2 separate regions of the Mus musculus genome follow, and region 2 is linked to region 1. A link is a loop called in an ENCODE intact Hi-C map of the cell type or tissue named here. Cell type or tissue: left cerebral cortex. All regions are shown on one strand. Links, peaks and the distances in the headings refer to the core of each region. The heading gives the core; the rest is flanking DNA. Region 1 overlaps Gm10635 (predicted gene 10635). Region 2 has its middle 170 kb from the start of Gm39377.

What was found. Hi-C counts contacts between places; a loop is a spot of excess contacts. Peaks named below come from ENCODE experiments on the same cell type or tissue, not always from the same donor. Only the 100,000 strongest peaks of a DNase experiment are listed, where the experiment ranks them.
Region 2: it touches region 1 in a loop (3-fold over the local background); 2 of 42 quality-filtered maps call a loop at or near these places.

Annotation. Positions count from the first base shown.
Region 1 is chr9:79,448,859-79,459,873 of GRCm38, forward strand. Gm10635 (predicted gene 10635) reads right to left here. Exons shown (of 3, transcript NR_045336.1): 2 at 1,673-1,826. Among named protein-coding and RNA genes, the nearest start is that of Gm39377, 64 kb to the left of the region's middle. In left cerebral cortex, for the core only: no CTCF peak of the experiment used is centred there; a DNase peak (open chromatin) is centred at 5,251.
Region 2 is chr9:79,210,350-79,221,364 of GRCm38, forward strand. No RefSeq gene overlaps it. Among named protein-coding and RNA genes, the nearest start is that of Gm39377, 170 kb to the right of the region's middle. In left cerebral cortex, for the core only: no CTCF peak of the experiment used is centred there; DNase peaks (open chromatin) are centred at 5,346 and 5,786; H3K27ac peaks cover 211 bases.

The DNA.
Region 1 (11,015 bases), core at 1,046-9,045:
ATTTGCCCCATGGAATGTATTTGACATCTTCTGGAGGCGTTGTGCTCACATCTAGTGAGTAAAAATCAAGACTAGTAATAAGCACCTTATAGCACCAGAGCAGCCTCTAACAGAACGAGAATCAGTTATCCCACAGTGTTGTTATGCTGATATTGGCTTAGTTGAGCTCATTATTGCTTAAAAATGAAAGCTTTAGACAGGTAAACATGAAAACTAAGTCCAAACCATATCACTTTCAGCCATTTCTTCTGTGGTCTGATGTCCTAGCCAGCATTGCTAAACTATGCAGGATGCAGGCATAGAATTCTGCAGATGCGTGAGATGGTAGTTTTCTCTTTTGTTCCTCTACTTTTCTGCTGTTGTTGTTTACCTTTGAGACTGGAATTGAATTACAACATGTTCCTCTTCTCTGTCCTCCCTCCCAATCCTCCCAAAGATCCCTCCCTGCTCGGCTTCAAATTCATGGCTTCTTTTTTTTTTTTTTCATTGTCATTATATGCATATATGCATTTGCATATACATATATATTCCTAAATATAACCTGTCGAATCCATATAATATTACTTGTATGTATTTTTTTGAGCTGATAGTGTGGCACTGGACAGACGATTGGTGTGCTCCTCTCTGAGAAGCACCATTCCTCCCACTCCCAGTTTCCCTGAGTTGCTTGGGATGCTTTGGGTACGGTTGAGGCCTTGTGAGCTTTCCTTCCTCTGCTGTGAAGGGCTTTGCCTTCATGTTACCCTTTCTCCCCCAGCTTCCTGTGACTTTCTTTCTTAATAAAGAAATCTGTCTTCGGCAACAGTGTCTTCTATGAAACGCAATCTATGACATAAATAAACACCAACTGACCCTTTGTAATTTGGAAATTTAGATTCTTTGTTTACATGCAACCATATTCTCCAGACTGGGAGCCCTTGAGGGGCAGAGTCTGGTTTTATGCCTCTTTGAAAGCATAAAGCCTGGCTGAGTCTACCTGTGGGCTTCTGTAATAAATGTACTTGAGACAAAGCTCTTTGTCGATGAAGGTCTCAGGGGTGGAAGGGGAACATCTATGGGTCACCTGTTATCTTTATTGTGAGTATTTAGATGACATCTGAGCCTTGTTCGGGAGTTATTTTTTAATGTAAAGCTCTTTCACATATTATATTGCTGCTATATAACCAATACCACTTCTTTCTTGGGTATCATGTCGGTAAAGCAGACATATTTTCAACAAAATAAATTTTATTTCTCTTCCTAATTTATTTCTTTTCCCAAATATTCTGAGTCAAGACAAATGATAGCAAAACATGGAACACCATACATCTCTCTCAATTTTGAAATACATCATGTCTCTCAAATTCACCCATTCATTTTTGACTGTTGCTTTAGAAAAGAGCTCTAATTTGTCACCTACCTCTTCCTGAGATTTTTGTAGATTCATTTTCCCCTCTGCTCTGGTTAAATCATACACTGGTTGAATGACATCTATAGCCTACAAAGTAAATCCACACTAAAGAATGGCAAGAGACTCCATGACACTGTTCCATATTACCTCCCCAGACCCATCTGGTACCTGTGTCTATTTTGTTTTATCATTATTACTCCCATTATTAATCTATTCCCAATTTGCACCAGGCTTTATTGTTGTTTCTCTTACCTGAAAGCACTATTTTGATTGCCTACTCACTTGTCATCAGCTGCCACAAAGCGTCTCTCTCGTGCAAATGTCAGTGTGAGTTTCAGATAAGGATGTTATCTTCTAGATTTCCAGAATGTGCTCCCAGCCCAACTCCTTTTTCATTTATTTGTCAGTGTCTGCTATCCACACAATATTGTGAACCCTTTAAGGAAGAAAAGCATGCAGTCACTTTTCCAATCTATTTATTGATTACAGAGCCTTAGATAGGAAAGTAGGTGAACACAGAGCTTTCCTATGGCACTTCTTCAATGAAAACATGTTCTACCAAGCTGAAAGTCCTATTGAAGGGCCCTGTCAGGAATACAGCTGGAGCTGATGTGGCTATACCATTTTGAGGTTAGACTTCATATATAAAAGACATTTAGAAGACTCCTCAGGCATAAGCCTGGAAGTCTTTGAATTTTCCTGACCTAATAGAGTCTGCCAATCTACTTCTCAAGTCTATGTTTTAGGCTTTCTCCAAATTTACAAAAACACAATTCACTTACTTTGCTAAGCTGAATTTAGTTTGTCCTTTAAAAAAAAAAAAAAGCACTCTGTCTTTTCCAGGATCTAGCCAGGTGAGTCTACCTGATCCTTCCTTCCACATACTACACTCAACCTAATAGATTTAACCCTGATGTGATATATGTCCCAGTCATAACTTGTCACCACTGTCTGCACCACAGCCAACTTCTAGGCTTCTGCCAGGATCTGCCCTGCCTGTCTCCAAATCACAAGACCCTCACACACTATATTCAACTTCTCCACTCAGCCAGATACTGTACAACCTTTACCAGGGTCTAGCCCAGTGAGTCTGCCTTATCCTTTCTTTCACAAAGGCTGCCCAACATAGATCTACCCCCAACCTAGGCTTGGACCAAAATACTATCGGCTCTGTCTCCTGTGATCTCCTGACTTCATTCCACTTAAGCCATTCTCAACTCTAGGCCCAAGACACCTGCACATCTTTTCTTCTGCTCTGAACTACTATGTCCATATTAATTACATAACTAACAAAAGATGCCCACCTGCCATTTCATCATAAAAAAATACAAACAAATGAAAGATCAAGCTATTTATCCTCTGTATCCACCAGTCCTGTAGAAATACCTGCAATGAGCACTTTGTGATAAATTCTAGGATGCAGAATTTAAAAGAACAATCACAAAAGAAATCACCAAAGAACACAGTGAGTTTAGAGAAGATACAAAGAAACAGCTTAATGAGATTTTGAAGAAAGAACTGGAGGAGAATAAATGTCTAAATGATGCAAAACAAATAAAAAAGAAACAAACAAAACAAACACCACCAACAAAAACAAACAAACAAACAAAAAAACCATAAACTGATTGAAATGGTGAAGACAAGCCAGGACCTCGAAATGGAGTTGAATAAAGAGATATAAACACTGAAGAGGATTCAGCTGGTGCTTTAAAAGCCCAGCAATTCAACGAGAAAACTCAAAGGAAAGGTTTACCAAGAGACTGAATCAAGCAGAAAATAAAGTTGAGGATCTTAGACAAATTAGCAACTGAAAATTTTAAAAACATATGAACAAACAAGCAAACAAAAAGAACATAAAGGAAAGGCATGACACCATAAAAGATGCCATAAAGATATCAAGATAGAAAACATTCCTGAAAATAAATGAACTGCTGAGGGAAATCATCCCTGGTTTCAAGCTGCACTATAGAGCTGGCATAATAAAAAACAACATGCCATGACATAAGAGTAGGCATGTTGACCAATGGGATAGAATTGAAAACCCAGACACAAATCCACATAACTCTGGATATCTGGGGTTTTGACAGAAAGAAGCCAAAAATACATAGTAGTAAAAAGACAGCATCTTCAGCAAATTCTGCTAGGCAAGCTGGGTGGTTGCATATAAAAGAGTGAAAACAGACCTATATCATTCTACACAAAACTCAACTCCAAACTGATCAAGGACTTCAGTATAAGAGCAGATAGCCTCAATGTGAGAGGAAAGAAAGGAGGGACTAGGACTGAACATATCATCAGAGCCGAGGACTTACTGAATAGGATACAGACAGTACGACATGGAAAATCACACTTTTATAATAGAGTGTCACTGGATGTATCAGCCTCACTCCCTATGCCCAGAAGTACTTCATCAGCATACACAGACTCTGTGGGCTTGGTTGTGTGTGTGTGTGTGTATGTCTATGTGCATGTGTGTCTGCGTGTGTGTGTGTGTGTGTGTGTGTGTGTGTGCGTGCGCGTGCGCGCGCGCATCATTTTGATTGTTTTCTTTTGATATTTTTGTCTTGTAGTGTTTTTTGGGGGGGAGAGGTTACTTTGGTTTGTCTTTAGTTTGTTTTTTTAGTGTGGTTTTGTGTTGTCGTTTCTGCTCCTTTTGGGAGAGACAACATGAAATTGTGTGAGTAGCAAGGTGGCAGGATTTGGGGAAAGGAAAGAATATAATTAAAAGTAATGTATGAATATTTTTAACTTAAAAAGAAGGAAGGGGGAGAAATTTGAGGAAGACAGGAAAGTAGCAAAAAGAAAAAGAACAAGAGGAAGCAGGAGAAAGAGGGATGGGGACAGGAGGAGAAGGAAAACTCTGGTGGCTCGGGAACTTGGGCACACACAGAGGAAGCAATTGCTAACTGGGTAACTTAGAACCAAACTTTAAAGTAGGCATGTGCATCAGGAGTCCCGTAGCTGGAGAGATCTTGATAGAGGTGGTTTAGTTACTACGAGGTTATGGCCTTGTACCTGGAGAAGAGGATCAGCAACAAGAAAACTGGTTAATAATCCTAAACTTCACATGCAGGGCCCGACTTTTTACCAAGTATTACATTTTATGTATAATATCTTTCCTAGTTATGCCAATTTTATAAGGTGATTATTATACCAACCCTATTTTATTTGCACTACCTGGTAAATGACAGAGCTGCAGTTTAAGCCCAGGGTGTATAAATTGAACTTGAAACTAGTTCTTAAATGTGCTGCCCTGGAGCGGTGCATTAGAAGGAAAGCCAGTGAGGGTAGGCTCAGGAGAAAGACAGGATACAGTTGCAGAAAAAGCAACAGGACTTCATGACTTATTGAATGTGAAGCAAAAATAATAAATCTTGACATAGGTATTTCAGGTCTGTATGATGAAAAAAATGATAATAAAATTGACACAAAAAATGCAAGATGGGGTGATGTGGGCCAGCCACACAAATAAGTATTTGCTGTAAATTCGTTTTGGGTAATAGAGGATGCTAGAGAAAAGTACCTGATAATTTTGAGCATGTATTCTAGCTGTAGTTTATGCATCAGAACTCAACATTGCACCACAACTCAAGATGAAAAACATCTATGGAAATCCAACAAGGATCTTAAAACCCTTTCCTTCCCTATATTTTCCTGTAAGTTCTCTTAAAAGTGTAAAGTATAGTAAAATGAGCATTGCTCTAAAGAGCTCCATCTCTGTGGCTCAACAGGCATGTTTCTTTTTTCTTTTTCTTTTTTTTTTTTTTAGCTAACCAAGACTTTCCTGCCTTCTAATGCCAATTTGGGCCCAAATACCATTTTCCCCTAACAACTTCAAGTGTGAAAACATATGCTTTCCTCCACCCGCACCCTGTCCATAACACATTCTGTAAATTTCCATCCTTCTGCAGAAAACTCACCGCTTTAGAACAATATGGGTCTTAAAATAAAGACTCAAAGGCTCAAGGAAAACAGTGGGTTCCTAATGTAAATATGTCATGAAGCCAAAGGTTTGAGAAAATGCGTTCCATAACTTGGTCCTTTTGAAAGAGGGTTGGAGGAGTTGCTGCTTATTCTTTTCCACATAAGAAAGATATATAAAGTTGGTGCGAAAGAGCAAAGTGGGCCCTCAAAAAAGAAATATAAAAATTAATCTTTCAGTGCAGTGTGCAAAGGTGAAGCGTATCCTCCTGCACAGCTCTGCGGGGCTGGGTTGTATTCCAACTCCAAAACGAAGGCACGCCTCACTCTGGAAGAAAAAACTGGGAGAAATCCATATACCTCATAAGCTCTTATTCCTAAAATAAGTACTACTCCAAGATAGATAACTGTCCTTCTGAACCCAACTCTGTCCTGTTCTGTGGCCAAAAGCTAGATATCAAAATGAACTGCTTCCATGCTATTCAGGCTTCCATGCTATTTCTGAATAACCTCAGAAAAACTCCAGTGACTACACAAACCTGATTAATGATGGTAATTAGAAGAATATATGTACATATACATATATATATTTCTGGATCCACAAATTCCAGGGGAATAATTGTCATCTTTTGAATGAAATAGAAGATGGGTATTTTTTAATTAATTATTATGACTTGAAAGGACAAACAGAAGGGAAAGGCAACAGAAAACACACAATTAGTCATGAAAGTTCATTGTAATAAGAACGTCTGACACTGCTCAGCTTAGTTCGAGAGGCAATGCTAATAGGAACCACATTTATCTCCTCTCTAGTCTTTGGAAGTGTGTGGCTGGTCTCCACTGCATCTCTGCAGTATTTTCATCTTGTTTGGTTGGTCCCTCCCAAGTCTCTTGAATGTGTGTAGTGATAAGTGATCTATGGGGATGCTTGTGTGAGCAGGCCACATAGGCAACACCAGCCAGGATGTAAAACTTCAAAATCTACTAAGCAGCTTTTCAAAAAAAAAAAAAAAAAAAACCAATTGTATCTGTAACCTAAAACACAGTTGACTAAAAAACAATGAGTGTAGCCGCCCGGGGCCACTGGAACTGGGTTCCTGAAGGGGAAACTGGGACTGAATGGAGAAAAGAAAGGGAGAGAAATAACAAAACCAAGACAAGATATTGATCAAGGCCCCAGAGTTTACTTAAGAGTCTGAGCTTATAAAGGGGAAAGGCCACACCAGGCTCTTGATGCTTTGTTGCTGGGCTGTCAGCACTTGGTCTCCAGGCTGTTGCTTATTCAGGAATGTCTCAGGAAGACAGACAGCCTCTCCGCAGGTAGCAGAGTCTTGGAGAAGAGTGCAAAGGTAGTAGAACAATAGACCTATCTAGGTCAGAAGACTCCACCCTAGGTGGTTTCTTTTCTTTTCTTTTCTTTTCTTTTCTTTTCTTTTCTTTTCTTTTCTTTCCTTTTTTTTTTTCTTTTTTCCAGACAGGGTTTCTCTGTGTAGCCCTGGCTGTCCTGGAACTCACTTTGTAGACCAGGCTAGCCTCGAACTCAGAAATCCGCCTACCTCTGCCTCCCAAATGCTGGGATTAAAGGCGTGCGCCACCTCTGCCCAGTCTCATTCACAATGGCTGAACAGGTCTGAGCCAACCTGCTCAAGGCTGGAGGAGGCTACGAATGAGCTCAAAATCAACAGTTTCAATGACATCAATTTGTTTGGATTTATTTACTCCCAGAAGGAATGGACCTTGATTAGCATTCCTAGATTATACATAAAGAACTGGCATAAGGTTAGAAAACAATGGAATTCTGACCATAGAAAAAGGATTGAGTGAATCATGTCTTCTTAATGAAATATTATACAGTTATAAATGGTAATTGTAAAAACTCAACACATTGTAGTTTAATCATTCTTTAAAAAGAAAACACTGACTGCACTTACAGAGAATTGTGGACAACAGCTTACAGTATATCATAGTACAATTACATTTCATAATTATATATGGTTTTTATTTTAAAACTGATTTTCACATTGTTATGTAAAAAAGTATTCTTAGACTTCATTTATATTACCATCTATTTAAAATTCAGAACAAAACCAGCTGTCAAGGCACACTCCTTTAATCCTAGCACTTGGGAAGCAGAGGCAGGTGGATCTTGAGACCAGTCTGGTCTACATAGAGAGTTTCAGGGCAGCCAGAGATATCCAGTGAGAACATGTCTCGAAAGGAAAAAAAAAGAATAAAATGATCATTTATCTTGGTTGAGGAAGAGAAAGAGGAACACTGTGCTAGCTTCCAGACTGACTTAGTAATGAGTCAGTTGTTCAAACTCGTAAGTGACTTAAACTTTCTGCAACTCAGTTCTGTCCCCCATCAAATGAAAACACTGTCTTAGAGTTTCAATTGCTGCAATAAAACACCATGCCCCAAATCAACTTGAATAGAAAAGAGTTTGTTTAATATTACAGCTTGTAGTCCATCACCTAGGGAAATTGGGCAGTAACTCAAGGAAGAAACCAAGAGGCAAGAACTGAAGCAAAGGCCACGGGGGAGTGTCTCTTACTGGCTTGCTTCTCGTGGCCTCCTCAGCCTGCCTTTTTATGTCATTCAGGACCTGTAAGGGGACGGCACTTACAATGAACTAGGCCATCTATGTCAGTCATAAGCAAGACAACAGGCCACAGACTTGCCTACAGGTCAAATGTTTCTCACTGAGGCATTTTTTAAAATTAAGATGCCCTCTTCCAGATATGTCTAGATTTTTGTCAAGTTGTCAAAAACCAACTGACACATACTAACAGTGTGAACTTCTCATGAATCATTGAATATTCAATATTCCATTAAAAGATTTAGCAAATCACCTGAAACTGATGGACATTCACTCAGTGGTATCCATGATAGTTATTGTACAAAACACGAAGCTCACATGTATGTCAGTGTATGTTGCAGTTATGTGTGGATACGCAAAAGTGCTCACTTGTGAAAACTATCACACAGCTCACATAGCACTGAGAATAAGACATACTACATGCCAGCAATTCTGTGAATAGTGAACAACATATGTAGCACACTAAAAATAAAGCTTTTTGTCCTTACTGAAGTGCTGAGATTTAGGGATAATTAAGTTATTTTACAAAATAGAAATTGGAGGATACAAGGACTAAAATAATCTTGCAAGTTTGCAGAGATGTTAAATGGCATAGCTAGACAAGAGATACCTTAGAAGATACAAAAAAAGAAATCATGGTTTTAAATGTGAGCCATACTGCTCTCTTTTAATGTGAAACAAGATACACTTAGTTCGAGTTTCAGCCTAGTGCATGCCTCATCTGTCTGGTGAGTTTCAGTAAAATAATGTGAAGGGTTCCAATTATTTATTCACCCACCTGTAGTCCTGAAACCCTGTTGTGAGGTCTTGTCATCTCACAAAAATCCCCTGTCCTCTTGTTCAGCTGTCTCCAACAAAGCCTGCTGTGCTACCTTGAAATTGGGAAACAGTAATATCATCTCACTGGTGTTGAAAGCAACTCAAGAAAACTTTCCACTGCAAGCTGTTTTATCCAGTTAGCTGTGTTCAATTTCCTTTTTATAATTGCGACTCTTGTGGCTTAAGGTGCTACATGAATTTTAGACTTTCAAAAAAAGGACTGAGCATCCAGTACTTCCAAGATTGTTTTTCCCTCTAGAACCCTTTGTTCAAGGAGCCTCAGAGCCCATCCTAGGAACACTGATGTAGTCAAAAAGACCACCAGCTGGCAACCCAGGCCCCACATACACACAGTGTGTTCTTAAGCATCTGCTGCAGGCTTGCTTTACCCCCACAAAAGAAACAAGCTGTGGTCTAGCATGCTATGGTAGCTCAGAACACTTTCCCTGTCAATTTTCTGGAAAAAAAAACCTCACCCTCATGATGCATTACAATTGGTTCACAATGTTGTCCTTCTACGTGACTGAGAACTGGCTAAAAAAAGGAACAGATATTATAAAGATTAAAGCTCACAGTGTTCCCAGCATCACGCAAAAAGAATGTAAGAATTATATAACAGAAAACAGATCTTGAAGAAACTCTTTGATACTAGATAACACACAAAAACCATCCCAAGAGGACTTATTGTGACATTTCTCAGATTGCTTAACGAGCCTTACCTTCTCCCATCCTCCTGACATCCCTTTGCACCAACCAAGGCAATTTACAGTATTACTAACGCCGGCCGGTCCCATCTAAAATGCTTATATGGCTTATATAGGACTGTATTAGTCAAAACACTTGGTAATCTGGACAGTGCTAATGATCCACCATGTCAATTGTTCAGATAACTACAAAATAAATGCATTTGAGAATCCTCAGTCACTATTAATGAGGTGCTAGGAATTTGGGGATTCTCTATCAAATGTTTTTGAACATTTTCAGAGAACTACAGATTGTAACAATGCTACAGTTGCTTCTAGCATCTTTGACCAAAATAACAAAGTGAAAGAATAAACTCAGAAACTGATGCCCCAGTTCTAAGAATGCGTAAATGGCTCCAAAGATTATGTGGTGCTTAGTGCTGATCTCCAACCTGGGAGACTCTAGAATAACCTGAGACAAACCTCTGGACGTTCCTGTGAGGGGCTATCTACATTAACATTAGCCTTAGAAATGTCTGTGAGAGATTATCTTGCTTACATTGTTTGATGTGAAAAGACCTTTAGTGATGACGAATTTCGGTTGTCAACTTGACTGCATTTGGCATCAACTAAAACCAAGCTGTCAGGCAGTCTTGGAAGAGCTACTCATAGAGTCTATTTGAAGCTAGAAGACCTACCTTAAATCTGGGGCACACCTTCTGGGGCACCCCTTATAAAAGGACATGGTAGAAAGAAACTTTGTTTTGTGCCTGCTTGCCCTTTCTCTTACTGGCAAGTTTGTCTATCCTGTTACTATGGCCAGGATTAAATCTAGCATCTTCTGGATTCCAGTGTAGATTATAGCATCTCTCCAGGAGTTTCCAGGACTCTGGCATCAGACTGGGAGTGTGGAATCATCCGTCCCTGCAGACTGAACAACAACCAGATTCTAGACCTTTGAGACAGCCATTGTTGGGCCACCAGGACCACATTCTGTTATAGAGGAATCTGTGAACTATAAGTCTAAGTGAGGATTAGTATCTAGAACATGTAAAAACTGAAAAAAGCAATCAAGAATTCAAATAATAGAATCAAATGGACTGAGGAAAAGAACAGATGGCTCTCAAAAGATGCAACACAAGTGGTTAAAACAAATGAAAAAAATTCAACCTCACTATTGGAAATGTAAACTCAAAATGCATTAACATTCCACCTTACCCTAGTCAGAATGGCAGTCATTGAGAATGGAAAAGAGAACAAATTTCAGTGAGGACGGGAACAAAGGTGCCCTTGTACATTGCTGGTGGGGGTGTAAACTAGTCCTGCCACAGCAGAAATCAGTTGGAGAGTCTTCAAATACTAAAAATATATCTAACATATGACCATGAGGAATAGAAGGTGAGGAACATATGGGCAGGTATACTCAATGTACAGTGTATGCTTATATAAAGATGTCTTTATGTAGCACAGCACTATGTGCAATGAATACATGCAATGAAAAATTTAAAACTAAATAGAATTAACTGATTACCTATTTAGTAAGTACATCCTGAGAGCCATTGGAGATATTTATGTCATATGTATATGTGTATATATATATATA
Region 2 (11,015 bases), core at 1,515-9,514, 240 kb before region 1:
TCTCTTGAATCTGATAGACTCAGTGCTCTCTATCCACCACTCCACTGAGTTGTTCCCATGAAAGACATCAACTATTTTTTCTTTAATTAGATTTTTTATTTCCATTTAATTAATTAGATCTTTATTTACATTTCAAATGTTATCCCCTTTCCTAGTTTCCCATCGAAAACCCCCTGTCCCCTGCCCACTCCCCCTGCTCACCAACCCACCCACTCCTACTCCCAGACATCAACTATTAAGGGTGGTTTTTTAGTCCTCACCTTCTTTGGGTTTGCAGTAAATTTATTTTTAAAATTATGTATGCTTTATGTAGCAAGTGTTTCCTATTTCAACTTACAAAATTCTGTATGCAGGATAGATTTCTACAACACAACTCCAATCAAATTTAACAACAGCACAAGTGTTAGGGTATTCAACACATTCATTTATCCCTGAATACATGTACATTTCAGACTCACATATAACCATGGACTTACCTGACCTCAGGAAAATATCCCATTCTTTATTCATAAGATATAGAGTGCCAGATTAGATGATATAGCAGGAAGTAGCTTCACCCTAGGATGTTCCACACAGTTCTTGACTTCAAAAGAAAGTCAGTGGAAATATAAAGCAAAGGACAGTTTTGATATTTGCTTTTTCAATGTGGAACTTATGAATATTTATTCTTCATTCTAGATATCAGTTGTTCTCACTGGATTGCATTATCTTTCCATATATGCATTTTCACAAGATCATATCTGGTCAGTGAGTAGCCTCATTTTGCTAGCAGTTTATATTTTATATCTATCATATAAAAATAATTGTCATGTTATCTAGTTGACAGGGATGAAAGGCTAAACCTCAAATCCTATTTGACTATGTTCATTGTTTATCTCCAGGTGTGTCTAAATGCTAAAAGCAGAAAGTCCTCATCTGCATTAGGAATACTAAATTCTATTGTGTATCAAAAATTTTAATCTAAAGATGATGCTAATGTGTGTGGTGTGTGTGTGTGTGTGTGTGTGTGTGTGTGTGTGTGTGTGTGTGTGTGTGTGGTATGTGTGTGTGTTACACATGTGCACAGGGGAGTACATACCAGTACATGTGCTTGTGGAGACCAGAGATCAACTTTAGGATTTCTTCCACCATTGCTTTCTATTCCACTCTTTGAGACAGTATATTTTTACTGAGCCTGAAACTTCCCATTGGAGCTAGGAACGCTCACCAGAAACTCTGAGGATCCTTCTGTCTGTCTAGCTGTGCAGTGGTTTCAAATGTCCACCACCACACCCAACGATTTATGTGAGTGCTAGAGATCTGAACTCAAGTTCTCCTGCTTATGTGCCAAGCAGTTTACCCACCGAAGTACAGGGAGAATATAGTCAAATTATAATGTATGAGATTCTCAAAGAACTAATAATAATGAGAAAAAGTATATACTCATATACATACATATGGTTTAAAAACAATAGATGAACCTACCAGGGACTATTTATTATTGTGATGGTCTGAAAATAATTTTCTCAAGAAGACTCATCAATGTTTGCCCCAAATGAATTGCACTTCGAAGAAGAACAAAGTATCTCCTGAAAAGGATGCTCAATTTAGCAGTCTGATTCCTGCCCCAACTTCATAAAGCTCTTACGCAGGTTATAATAAATATGCATATTGTTTAGTTTTGTGTTTGTTTTTTGCATGTAAATGATGTTTGTGTGCATGTGTGTGTGTTCGCACATGTGAAAGTATGACGTGGAACCCTGTAAACTTAACTTAATGAAAAAAGATCTATCACTGGCTCAAAGCTTGCAAATTCTGGCTAGTCTTTCTAGCTGGGTTGTTCTAAGGATCCTCTGTCTCCACTTCTTATATGCTTGGATTACACATGGCTGATACACTTCCTAGCATTTACATAGGTTTGGGAGTCCAAAATTTGGTCCTGGTACTAGTGAGACAAGCATTTTATCCATTCAGCCATCTCCCTATCATCTGGCTTATACTTACTGTCCTTTTTCATATTTATCTAATTTTCCATATCTGAATGCATGTATTGGTTTTAATTTAAATCAGATTTATTTTAATTGACACATAGAGTAAATTACAAATATAATGAAGTAACACAATGGTTCAATGCATGTTTAAATATGACCATTTCCTTAGACATTTATAGTTTCATTCTTTTGTTTATATATGTATTTTAATTATGTGTGCATGTATGTTGGTTTTGGCATGTGTTAGTGCTGGTGGCCTGGGAGTACAGAAGAGATATCCTGGAGCTGAACTTTAACCTCCTGACGTGGGTGCTTGGAACTGAATTCTGACCCTCTTCAAGATATGCAGTTTTCCCTGCTTAGCTACTTCTCCAGCCCCTAGCTATTATTTTTGTATGTGATGAAAACCCCCCATGTGCTAGCTATTTTTATGACAGATTGACACGAGTTAAAGTCATCTGAGACAAGGGATCCTCAATTGTAGGCAAGCCTGTAAGGCTTAATTAGTGACTGATAGGAGAGAGTCCTGGCCATTTTGGTGCCATCCCTGGGCAGATATAAGAAAGCAGGTTGAGCAAGCCATGAAGAGCATGAACATAAACATCCCACCCTCTGCATAAGCTCCTGCTTCCAAGTTCCTCCTCTGTTTAGTTCCTGTCCTGACTTCTTTCAATGATGAACAATGATATGGAAGTATAAGTCAAATAAACCCTTTCTTTCCCGAAATGCTTTGTTCATGGTGTTCTATCACAGCAATATTGACCCTAATTAAAATATTCACTATTCTTTTTTTCCAACTTTTAATAACATACAGTACATTGTTATTATCTACATTCACCTTCCTAGGCAATGGCTTGCTAGTCATTACCTTTTACACTTTATTTGATTTGTTGAATCAGCTAGCTAGCTATGATTTGTGTTTATATGTAACTTTTTTTTTGACAGAGCTTTTGTTTCTCCATAATTTGAGCAGCATTGGTCTGATGACATCATAACACTAGCTGACACAAAAGCTCCTCACAAAAATGAAGATTAAATGAACATTTAAAAAGTTAAATATTGCATAAAACTACATCAATGTACTAAAACATGGTGTATGGTGAAATAGCAGATGTAATCCTGCCAACCGAGGCAGACCCTGACAAATGATAAGCAGCCGGAAAGGTTTTGAATCCTCAGAGTCACTGAACTGGAAAGTTTGTGTGACCTTTGCCACTGGGTTTTCAGCTTGTTGTGAAATGAGTGTAAACTGATCTTCTGAACCCAGACTTCCCTGATGTTTGTCAAGGGCGCTTTGAGCATTGGCCGATTCTAGTTCTACTTAGTCATCCACTGTGCTCATCAGACTAAACAGTAGAGTGGTGAATGTCATTAACACGAAGAATAACTTCTTAGTAAAAGCAATCTTGAAGTGGCAGTTTGCCAACTAAACTGATCGTTTATGAAACTACTCCTGGAGGCCAATTTAATATCAACTTGTAACTCTGCATATAATTAATTAAAATACTGTTAAATGTGTAATTTTATTATATTAATTTTTTTACAAAAATGGCATGATGCTTTGCACTAGGGTTCGACAAATTATCATGCATAAGTGCTCACTTTCATTCACATTATTTATGGTTACATCCTTCTTATAAAAGTAAAGCTATGTAGTTACTGCAGAAATAAAGTGATCTGATAAATTTAAAATATTTATAGTTTTGTCCTTTATAGGAAAAGTTGGTGAATCCTCCTTCAGACTTCGATTCATCATCATACAGCCAGATTTCAGAGTTACATACAGTTCGTTATCTGTCAAGGTCCACCACAGACAATATCCATGCTGCGTCTATCACAGTCCTATGAAAAGTTGTTATTCTCATTAATTATATGAGTGACAAGAGGGATGGAAATTTAAATATTTATACTCATAAAGACAGTGAGCCAGAATTTAGCCTCAGTTCTAGTCCACGGGATTCCTATTCAATTCACATATTTCCCAGTAAGTCCATTGTTTTCCTCTTCCAGGCAACTCTTCTGATCTCAAGCTATTGGAAAGGGTACCAAAACACAAGTTAAGGGTTGTAGCTACCTGGATGTATAGTTGAACTTAATATATAGCTTGATACATTGCACTTCTGCTGAAGTCTAGATTTTATCCAAAAACTCAGAACTGCCTGGCATCGTTTATTTTGAAAATTTGTAAAAGCCTGTGTTTGAGTATTATAATACTTGCTTATTAATTAGTGAGTGGAGTTTGTCAAACTACTGGCCACAAATGATCCAGTGACAAGATATTCCCCTGTAGCCATGATGTTTTTTCTCTCTTGAAACAGGGATGTCATGGGCATCCTTCAAGTAATTTCCTAATTCTACTAGGACTCATTAAGCAAATACCTAATTAAACAATTTCTCACTTCTAGTCAAGAAAAAGACTTCTGACAAAGTAGGCAGGTTTTTGTTTTTGTTTGTTTGGTTTTGGTGTTTATATATACCAAGTCTCACCATGAAGGATTTGATAGAATTTCACAAATCAATTAATCAACAGGCCATTTCACCCAACAAAGTAAGTTTCAAACATTTGATGACTTCATTCTCAGTGCAAAAGAGCAGAGAAAGCAAGGGCATGTCACATCACTATCACTAAACAGTGGAATTTTGAAGGAAAAATCATTGAAAAGACATACACTCCAAATTTCTAATTTTGTTGACTATTAAACCAAGGGCTCCATCCTAATGTAGGATATAATACAGTTGTTAACTTGTCCTTCTTCCTGTTATTCCAGGGATTGTTGGTCCTCTGACCATGATGAACAGTTCCCCACACATCCCTGGGAAGACACCAGGATATCCTGTAGACCTTCTGCTCCTCTAAAGGACGTAACTTTAAAGTCTTCACATTCTGTGAGTTAAGAACATTATTTCAGCTTACACAGGATACTTAAGCTCCTCAATAAGAAAGTGACACTGAAAAAGCTTCATTCATCATGGCAGTTGAGGTATATGACCCATAATACAAACATACTCTGTTCTTATCCCCCAAAATAACCTTAGTAGTAATTAGACAAGGAAATTAAATTGTGGAATTTTGACATTAAAATATAAAAATATAAACATATTAATTAAATATTCCATAAATAAGTTATTAAATAAGAGTTATCCCCAAGCTAGTTGTAAAAGAACTAATTTTTTATCTGCCCATTGAGAAGAACTGCATAAACAAGGTTTGTGTATGAAATCTGGTTTTTCATCTTTTCATCTGTCCTCACTCATCCCTCCACCCTAAGCACATTTGTCTTTCCCTGCCCCTGCTCCACCCTGGCTGGAACTGTTGCTCCTGAAGCATGAAAAGGAGAGGCTGAGATCAAGGGGTTTCTGAAACTACTGAGTTTCTAGGCTGGAGTGGAAAGAATGGCATGAGCTCAAATACTCAATGATATGTTCAGAATTATATTGACAGAACTCAAGAGCCTATTTTTACTAATGAAAAGCACAGGCCTCTTAAGTACATCTTTCCTCATTTTGTTTCGTTCCTTACAGCAAGTTCACTCCTTCTCCCCCACCCACCCACCCAGTGTCTAAATATGCAGAACTTCTAGCCAAACTTTGGCACCCCACATCCTTATTCCTTGAACAAATGAAGCCATTGTGGACACATTTGTGCTCATATTCATCATTTACATGTCCTTATGGTATTGTGTTTGATCGTGGAAAATATTATGGGCACATTATTCTGGTTACTTTGGCAAAATGAGATCTTCTTCATAGTATTCTATTTCACACACTGTGTGAGAGCAAGAGCTTTGCAGACTTTCCCCCCAGTCCTCTCTGAGTCATCCTGTCTGGCATTTCAAAATACATTCCAAAGCAAGACGGGAGACTAACCACAACAGTAGCAGAGACACTGTTTGAGAGGAAATGCTTTTATTTGAGCTAAGGGGACGAAAATGAGAAAAAGAAAAAATAAAAGGAGATAGAGAAAGGCAAATCAACTGTGTCAGGGTCAAAGAAAATGTGGAACACTGGCTACTCTTTGTCATAGTCTTGTGTGAGTCTTCTGGTAACAAACTGTGTGGAACAGAAGAAGAAAGTGATATAGAGACTTGAAGAAAATGAATTACAAGTAGAAACTTAGGTCCTGACCTTGATCTGGGTCTGTCTTGTTACAATGGGTTCTCTGTTTTAGAGCAGGCCAAGGAGACCTTGATTTTGACTGCTTGGTCCATTGAAAGACAGCATGTGAGTTTCTACTTGTAAGTTTCAGTCTTTGATAGGGAAAAAATGTTCTATGTAAGGTCCTCTTACTGTGTTAGAGCATTTTCCTCTCTAACTCCATCTGCATATGTGGGTTGTAACTTGATTCAGGTTTTCTGCTTGAAAGAAAGCGCACAAACCACAGAATGAGTTCCACATCAGCAGCACTGAAGGTCACATTGCATTGAACTCTAAAGAGTGGAGTTGGGAAGAAGGGGTAGCGTCATTTATTGACTTCCTTGCCTTACATGGAATGGTCATTGCTTGAAGGGCACTCAGTTATATTAATAGAATGTAGCTGCTTTGGAAAAGTGTCCCATACATAAGAAATCTAGGGTCTGAAGGACCCAGTATCAATCTAATCTACTCACACAGACAGATGGAAGAGAAGTGAAGGTGTTGAATAGCATTGTGCCCGTCAATGACAGATGGCTATAGGGTTGTAGTCTTATAACATAAAAATAGAACTGAAAATCTCTATTGCCTAAAGCCATCATAGCCACTCATCACTTTTTAAACTGCTGTCATTATATAAATATAATATCTATATCTATTTATATATCTGTATATTACTGTCAATCATAGAAAAAGTGCAGCAGTGCAATTTTGCAAGTACTTGGTAATAGTTGAATTTTACAAGTTTATATGTTTCTATAGTATAATATTCTTGTTTGAAAAGAGATTCCTAGTAACTTAAAAGAAAGCTTATTATAGAAATAGTATGTTGCAATACACCAGCATCATCCTGAGAGTCCTCTGGCTTACCATGCCTATAGGCATTGTTTACCATGAGGACTAAATAGGAGAATTAATAGAAGATAACAATTAATCTTAGAACACATATATCTACCTCATTGAAAAACACTGTGGGTTGAAAGCTAGATTTAAAATCTCAATTGCTTTGACAGGTTTCTTAGTGAAAAATGTGGGAATGACAGAATGTCTTGGTTAAGGTTATTATTTTTGTGGTGAAACACCATGAGCAAGAGAGCCTTGGGGAGGAAAGGGTTTCTTTGGCTTTCATATTCTAATTCACAGGTGTGTTATATGTTTTTATGTCAACCTGACACAAGCTAAAGTCATCTTGGAGGAAAGAGACTCAGTTGAGAAAATTCCTTCATGGGAGCTATTCTTTAGATCTTCCTGTTCTGATTTCCCTGGTTGATGAAAACTACGGTGGCAGCGTAAGCCAAATAAATCCTCCCCCACCCTCAGGTTGCTTTGGTTCATAGCAATAGAAACCCTACGACAAAAGTAAATCGAGAAATGCCAAGGCAGAAATTCAAGCAGGAACCTGGAGTCAGAGACTGATGCAGAGGTCAGAGAGGATTGTTGTCTATTGGTTTACTCCTCATGGCTTGCTAAGTTAGCTTTCTCATAGAACCCAGGACCTCCAACTCAGGAATGGCAACACCCACAATGGAGCTGAGCCCTCCCCAAGCCATCATTAATTAAGAAAATGCCCTACAGGCCTGCCTACCAGATATTATGAAAGCATTTTCTCCACTGAGGTTCCCACCTATCCTATGACTTCAGCTTGTTTCAACCTGACATAAAACAAGCCAACACAGAGATCATGGCAGAAATCCTCCTCTTGAAACTGCATTGGCTAGCTTCTCTTTAATCTCAGCAGCTGGAAACCATGTAGTATATGTATCATCATATTTAGTGATTTAGTGATAGATCATGAATCATTTAGTAATGGGCATCTTCTGATAAATGCATCATTAGGTGATTTTGTGTGTGCTATATGGTCATCATAGAATACACACACATGATGCTGGATGGCATGGCCTACTACATACTTAGGGAATATTGAATTCACTCAATCACAGACCACACACACACACACACACACACACACACACACACACACACACACACCAGTTGCTTTTAGGCCATGATAAACAAGTAAACACAAAAATAATCAAGCACTAGAGAAAAGGATTAAAAAAAAAAGAAACTAAGCAAAAACAAGCTATAGATATCTGTTCTTAACCTGGTTTAAATGGATTCCCAACACTCTGGCCTTCTCCTCAGCTGTGATCCATCACTCAGCACAGAAATCGACGTTACCATTGGCTGCTTTGATTCATGTATAGTTAGAAGAAACTCAAGGAGAATGAAGACTGAAGTGTGGACACTATGCCCCTCCTTAGATTTGGGAACAAAACACCCATGGAAGGAGTTACAGAGACGGAGTTTGGAGCTGAGATGAAAGGATGGACCATGTAGAGACTGCCATAGCCAGGGATCCACCCCATAATCAGCATCCAAACGCTGACACCATTGCATACACTAGCAAGATTTTATTGAAAGGACGCAGATGTAGCTGTCTCTTGTGAGACTATGCCGGGGCCCAGCAAACACAGAAGTGGATGCTCACAGTCAGCTAATGGATGGATCATAGGGCTCCCAATGGAGGAGCTAGAGAAAGTAGCCAAGGAGCTAAAGGGATCTGCAACCCTATAGGTGGAACAACATTATGAGCTAACCAGTACCCCGGAGCTCTTGACTCTAGCTGCATATATATCAAAAGATGGCCTAGTCGGCCATCACTGGAAAGAGAGGCCCATTGGACTTGCAAACTTTATATGCCCCAGTACAGGGGAATTCCAGGGCCAAAAAGGGGGAGTGGGTGGGCAGGGGAGTGGGGGTGGGTGGATATGGGGGACTTTTGGTATAGCATTGGAAATGTAAATGAGTTAAATACCTAATAAAAAATGGGAAAAAAAAAAAAAAAGAAGAACGCTTGACCAGGAATGAGGAATGATAAGCCTGGAAGGTCAGTGTGAAATCATTTGGTAGGGTGATTGGTAAGTTACCTGCCCTTTGGTAGTCGATTAGGGCAGGAAAGAGACCCATGTCTGCTTGTCAGCATGTACTATGAAGCTACTGCATTAGGCTATTAGTTTTGTTATTTTAATTAATCCTCATAACTTCATGATGCTTAGGAACAATTAATCTACTCTTTATAAATGAAAAAGCAAATAGTGTTAATTTGTTAAAATAGCAGTGCTGGCAAATATTCAAGTTGCCTCTTCCAGTTCCAAAGCTTCACACTCTGTAACACTGCATTTGTACTCACATTCACTTCTTCACATAGAGTCATCCCCTTTCAGTTCTTTCCCCCTAAGGAATTCCCAGAGGAACAATGAGTTGTGAAAATAAGTATCTGTTAGGGAAAAAAAAAAGGCCAGAAGTTTTAAGACCTTGAATAATTCATTTGCCTGGCCTACCCTCCCTCGCCAGTTACTTGCGAATGGATTTTGTTTGTGGAGATGAAGAACATGTGCATGGCCCAATCCAATGCACAAGGGGATAATTTATAGACAAAGCTGAGTAGACAGAGTCAGGTCTGTAGAGCCTCACGGGGGTGAGTGTAGCCTAACCATAGTACAAAACACCCAGTGACATATGAAAGAAAAGAATAATGTCCAGACTAACGGATCTTTGAACCACAGGAAGGAGGTAGTTTGAGTTTGCTGTCTTATATAATCATGCTGAGATCACTGAGAAGGTGATATGTCAACAGAAATCTGAAGAAAACAAGATGCAGAAATTCATGCTATTTGTGAAAGAATGGAATTGTTCTGCTTCAATGGAACAGGCCATGAAAAGCAACATCAGGCTAAGGATCCATGAAGAACAGAAATGAAGTCCCTGTTCCTGCAGCAGAGACACTGAGGGAAGAAGACCAAGTGGCAACGCCAGAACTGTTACGTGGTGCAGACCACAAGCCTTAGGGGCACATGAAGGATTTTGGCTCCTACTGAAAAGAGGAAATCTTGGAGGAATTTGAACTGATAGGTAATATAGAATCTTTGGACTTCTTCCCTCATATTTTCCCTTTCCTAAAATACCAGTTACCTGAAGTTCCTCATCCTTCTCTTCACTATGAATAGTTCTAGATGCTAATCTCTGTTCCTTGAACACATCCCCAGTTTTCACTTGGCCTGTGCTTGACCACTAGTTACTCTTCTAGAAGCTCTTCAGTCACAGATTCAGTGGAAGTGTCTATCTTTTTCCAAGAAGGCGTGAATAGATGCCCTTACAATGATCATCCATGGCATACATCTTCCAGACAAAATTTGTTGGAATATGAATAAATAGAAAAACCCCATTAACAGTTCTTTAAAACGAAATGCTTGCCCATGAGGTTCTAGAGCTTTCCAGTACTGTTATCAGGGATGTTCTCAAAGGCTCAAACTCAAGCTACCTTCTTCTCCCTGTGCTCCATAGTCCCTTTGGCTTGTTATTTTTTCTTTTCATTGTATATTTTATTATCATGTCTGGTTGTCTGTTAATGGGACCTGTGTTTATTTGTTGACATTTTCTCTTTAGAGGAATAACCTGTCCATTTAGGTATACTTTGTTTCACTTTCCATTCTTCTGATTCATTATCAGCACATTGAGCTTCATCCTCCAGCTTCCTCCCATTACTGAGAACAATTGCCATCAAATAGCCAACTAAAGTAGGATCTAAAGTGGTATAAAGAAGGGGTTCTAGGACCTTTTCCTTTGATGAATCCTCTTGCCAAGGGAGAACATTTTTGCTAGATGCCTACTAGAAGTCTCTTCATGTGTAGTAAGCAGGACTAGTTCACATTTATTATAACTGCCTGTTTATTTACAGATCCCAAACATGTATCTCAACACCTACCATAGACTGTGACACGTAGTTCTTGCTGCAATAAATGAACTCATATTTTATTCTATTTTGAAGTAGAATGTGATGGTGAAGAATGGGAGTTTCATGAAAATGCCACACTTTTCCGAAAGAAAAGAATTTCTGATTAGAAAATAAGC